2 separate regions of the Homo sapiens genome follow, and region 2 is linked to region 1. Evidence: read pairs that join two places in POLR2A ChIA-PET (ENCODE). Cell type or tissue: OCI-LY7. All regions are shown on one strand.

What was found. ChIA-PET counts read pairs that join two places held together with the same protein. Peaks named below come from ENCODE experiments on the same cell type or tissue, not always from the same donor. Only the 100,000 strongest peaks of a DNase experiment are listed, where the experiment ranks them.
Region 2: POLR2A ChIA-PET joins it to region 1 with 5 read pairs; 3 of 35 experiments call an interaction of 5 or more read pairs at or near these places.

What each region holds. Positions count from the first base shown.
Region 1 is chr6:256,438-258,937 of GRCh38, forward strand. No RefSeq gene overlaps it. Among named protein-coding and RNA genes, the nearest start is that of DUSP22, 35 kb to the right of the region's middle. In OCI-LY7, no CTCF peak of the experiment used is centred here; a DNase peak (open chromatin) is centred at 1,494; H3K4me3 peaks cover 627 bases; H3K27ac peaks cover 1,582 bases.
Region 2 is chr6:183,268-185,767 of GRCh38, forward strand. It overlaps LIRIL2R (lincRNA regulator of IL2RA), which reads left to right. Exons shown (of 2, transcript XR_926349.3): 1 at 1-1,104; 2 at 1,239-2,500. It overlaps LINC03066 (long intergenic non-protein coding RNA 3066), which reads right to left. Exons shown (of 8, transcript NR_126020.1): 6 at 1,326-1,542. Among named protein-coding and RNA genes, the nearest start is that of LIRIL2R, 4.1 kb to the left of the region's middle. In OCI-LY7, no CTCF peak of the experiment used is centred here; DNase peaks (open chromatin) are centred at 544 and 1,244; H3K4me3 peaks cover 1,547 bases; H3K27ac peaks cover 1,822 bases.

The DNA.
Region 1 (2,500 bases):
AGTGGTGGGAGAGTGGGAGAGATGTCTTTTTTTTTTTTTTTTTTCGAGACAGAGTCCTGTTCTTGTCGCCCAGGCCGGACTGCAGTGGTGTGATCTGGGCTCACTGCAACCTCGGCCTCCCGGGTTCAAGCGATTCTCCTGCCTTAGCGTCCCAGGTAGCTGGGATTACAGGCATGCGCCACCACACTTGACTAATTTTTGTATTTTAGTAGAGTCAGTGTTTCACCATGTTGGCCAGGCTGGTCTCAAACTCCTGACCTCAGGTGATCTCCCTGCCTCAGCCTCCTAAAGTGCTGGGATTACAGGCGTGAGCCACTGTGCCCAGCCGAGAGCTGTTATAATTTATGTCAAATTGTATTTGTTTGATATATGCTTCTATAAATTTGTTCCATAATTTTGTTTAATATTAAATTATATTTAACATACATTATACACACACTTTTGTGACAGTGTTATACTTTCCATAATTTATCTATTTCATATCTCATGGGGACTTTTTAAAGAAAGGAATCTTTGACATTGAAAAAATGTAAGCTGATCATGATCTTAAATCAAGTCTAAAATTTTAACTTAGATCTAAAATTCCTTGAAGAATAAAGTTTGTAAGAAATTTCTCAGCATGACAATTCCACTCGTGTTATTGAAGGACAACATATCCATTTACAAAGTCAACACATTTTCCTCTAAAACACTAAATGTGTGCTAGAAAAAAATACTTCCTGGAGGAGCGGCTTCCTTTTTGAAATAACTTCATCTTTTTCTGACTGCCTTTGGTTGACTAATCATGAAAAATCTCCCCTTGATGTGGCAATTCTAATTCTGACGCCATCTCCATGGGGAAAAGAAAACTTCCAATTTTTCTTTAAGAGGAAGTCAGTGCCTCAGACAGATAATCACTTCCCTGGAAGAACATCTCCTCACAAGCGGATTTTTTTAAGTTTAAGAAGTTAACTTTGTAATGTTTAAAAATGAAAACTGCTAGATTTGACAAGCTTAGGAGGGAAGCTCAGTATACCTTCATCCGTACTCATTGGGCTGATTGCTTAGTTCGGGCCTCAGGTGGGAACGGGAAGTGCTAATTAGGCTTCCATGAAGACACCCACACTGACAAGCATGCATCCAAGTCCTCCGCTTCTCCAGAACTAAACCTGGTATACCTTGATTTCAGCCTTGCCAAAGCCCTGCAGAACTATTATGTAAGGGAATTGGCTAATCTTTATTTGCTCACTTTTAAATGTCTTTTGTGCCTAAGGAAAATCAAACCCATTGTTGTTGGGGTTTGAGAAGGTAAATTTACCACACCTCTGCCAGTTACAGCTTTAAGACCAGGTACAGAAAGCAGATATAAGTCAGTGTATTGGCTTTATTTCTGGTAAGGCTGGGTTAAAAAACCTCCACTTGGACCCAAGGTCTGAATGGTTTTCCACTGAACTTAACCAGGCCCACCCACCCACAGGCAGGACAGCTGTGGGCCTCTCCCCACAAGGGCTGCACCTGGCTCCTTGGGCTCACCCCATGGAGGAGAGGAGGGCAGGTGCATCCTGTGACCAGGCTGTTCTAAAAAATGATGAGAGAGACAGAAAGCACACCAAGGAGAGGGGAGTGGTGAACCTTTACACAGTGACCCCAACCCTTAATGAGCAGCAGAATTAGTCATCTATACTGAAGAGTTAGAAAGGGGTAAGGAGAAGAAAAAAGTTATTTCCAATGTCTGAAAGGTCGGGCATTTCCTTTTCCTTGGCAGAGGCAGGAGCAGGTGGGGACAAGAGAATAGGTCTCCCTTTGGTTGGTCACTCCAGTGGGTCACTGCAAATGCTGTTGTGCACACTAGGCTTTGCTGAGTGTAGCTTTGCCCATAGGGCATCAAAATTTGAAAGCCCAGAAAAAGTTTTATTTGATTTTATAATTTCAACTAGTATTTTAGATTCAAGATGTACATGTGCATGTTTGTTGCATGGGTTTATTGCATGATGCTAAGGCTTGGGGGCGTGAATGATCTCGTCACACAAGTAGTAAGCATAGCACCCAACTTAGTTTTTCAGCCTTGTCCCCATCTCTCTCTCCTGCCTCTAGTAGTCCTCAGTGTCTAGTGTTTCCATCTTTATGTCCATGTGTACCCAATGCCCAGTGCTTAGCTCCCACTTATAAGTGAGAACATGCAGTGTTTGGTTTTCTATTCCTGTGTTAATTAATTCACTTAGGATAATGACCTCCAGCTGCAAAGGACATTTTTTTTTTTTTTTGATAGAGGTAAGATTGTGCTCTGTCACTCACTGCAGCCTTGACCTCCTGGACTCAAGCAACTCTCCTGCTTCAGCCTCTTGAGTAGCTAAGACTACAGGTGCATGCCACCACACTTGCCTGAGTTTTTATTTTTTACTTTTGTAGTGACAGGGTCTTGCTATGTTGTCCAGACTGGTCTCAAGCTCTTGGCTCCAAGTGGTCCTTCCGCCTTGGCCTCCCAAAGTGCTGGGATTACAGGTGTGAACCATTGCACCTG
Region 2 (2,500 bases), 73 kb before region 1:
TTTGATCCTTTGATGCCGGGCCCTCCTCCCACCCGGAGCCATACCTATTTCTCCCTTGCCCGTTCTCCTGCCTCTGCGTTCAGATGTGCTTCAGGCCTGAGACAGGAGGAACCTATCAATGAAGGAGGAAATGTTCCCCAGCTCCTCAAACACGAGGCCTCCTTCTGCAACTCAACTTTCTGCTCCCAGGACAGGATAATCTGAAGACCCCACCGCTTCACCTCATCTGAAGACTCAGTTAAAGAGGAGCGGGCAGGCAGCTGGGGGATTCATTCTCTGGGAGTGGGAGCAGAAGGGAGCCCCTTGTCTTGTTTTTGTTCCTTCCCAGTTGACCCACAGCTGGAGTGCGGGCTGGGCAAGTAGGTGCTGGGCAACTTCTGGGGAGACTCAGGCCTCCTTATTGGCCATCACAAAGCCCCAGAGAAAAAGATGCTTCCAAAAACTGCAAGATAAGAGGAACAGGTAAAGGTCATGGGAGGATTAAGTAGAGCACAGCAGGCTGCTTCACGAACCCTCTGTGGCCTTCCCCAGGTGGGCCAGCATGGCAGCTGCTAACATTGAGTCTAGGCCATCAGGCAAGGTGAATTAGGGACAGTACCAGTGGGGAAAGTACCTCGGTGTAGCCCATGCACTGTCTGCCACCCACCCATGAAGTTCAACCTCTTCTAGTGCTCTTTTCTGTTTTCATGGTCCTGGAGTGACTTGACCTCATTTAGTCATTCTATGATTATCCCATTTACAGGCAAGGAGCATTTTTATTGTTGTTAATGCTCTTAACTCTAGCAAGCTATGAATTTAGGACGTGTCTGTGCCCTTTGGCAAACTTACTGTCTCCTTAGGAATTTTGTGCCCGATTTCTTTTGCTCTTCCAGACTGCTGCCCATGCTCCTCTGCCCTGCCGAGCACTCTGGGAGATGGACCTGGTTGGACACTAGAGCTCCACCCTGCAGCTTCCAGGTGGGCTCAGTAGATGGAGATCCTGGAGGAGACTGTAGAGCAGCTGCTGGCACAGTTGTCCTGGAGCTACCTGGGCCCAGATGCCCCAGCTCTCTCCATGCAGACCATTCTACCTACCTCTCCTCTCATACTGGGCTCTCCGTGTAGGTAAGAGTGGTACAAGCTTCCCTGTCACATGGGTAGGAGTCAACTTCCCTTTCCTTTGTGGTGCTAAACCCCCCGCCACACCTCGAGTAAACAGGGCCCTTTCTAAGCCCAGCTCCTGTCTTGTCTGGGCACAGCATGTGTTTTCTCCTGGGACCCTGAAGCACACATCCATTCTACTCATGTAAAACAGACAGCTGCATAAGAGAAAATAATATATTCACGTGTACAGCTGTTGGCAAGAAGTCTTCAGAGATGGAGAAACCGATGAAGAATCTTGCTGCAAGATCCCAACCTATGCCAAGGGCCACTGCGAGAAGCCAGCATGGACACGAAATTCACACCCAGGGCAGCTCCTGTGTCTTCTGAGCCTTCTCATGAGGGCTGCAAGCACAGTGGTCTGGTACTGCCTGCCTGTAATGTTTTCTTTTAGAATAGACCCTGTGTGTAGATGAAAGAGCATTCGACATCATTACTACGTGGGATGCTGAGAACCAGGTGTTTTCTTCTCTGGGCATAAGCTCCTGAGGCTCCCGAAAGTCTCATCCTCCTGGGCCGAGGATGCTGAAGGGAGCAGTGGGATGGAAGGCGGGCCCAGAAAGCACACGGGCAGGCAGAATCTGCTCTGCCCAGCTCCAGTGTCTTGTCTTTACTGTGCTCACCGTATGTTTTCAGAAAGACAGGCCAAGAACAAAAGTGGGAGCCACCTAAATGTCCAACCATGATGGTCCATGAACACAGTGGAATGTGCAAGATAATTGTGAAAATTGTGCGGAAGTATGGGGAACTGCTTAGGATACACAGTTAAGTGAATAAAGCAGCATGTTAAGTGTTATATATGCCATGGTTACAATTCCAAAAATATGTATGTACATAGGCAAATTCTGGAAGAATAAAACCAGAAGAAAATGTTGTATTAAAGTGATAGCATCATGGATGTATATAGATAGCCTTTGATGTCTTTGTTGGAAGAGGCCATCCTTGCACCCTGTCCCTTGCTGAGCATGCCACAACTGCAAGGCCCTGAGTGTCCCTTAGCTGGCCCATTTCTCAGGTCCAGCTGATAACTCTGAGAGGTGAGGTAACATTGACCCCTCCCCATGATCCTCCAGGCAAACAGCAGGCTGGCTTCTGGCTTGCTGTAAGCACAGCGCCTTCTCCAAGCTCCACGCTTCACGCTGCACACACGGCATTCATCTGAGCCTGCTGTGTCACCTGTGAGGGAACTGGGACTGAGGGGAACTGACACAGAAGTGCGGCTGGACATAACATCCAGGAAACAGTAGCAGGTTGACTGAATAGCTTCTAAGAAGGATAAAATCAAATCCCAGATGACAGTCTTAATAAGGTTGCGATACCAATTTGAAATTACAGTTGACTCTTAAACACCGGTTTGAAC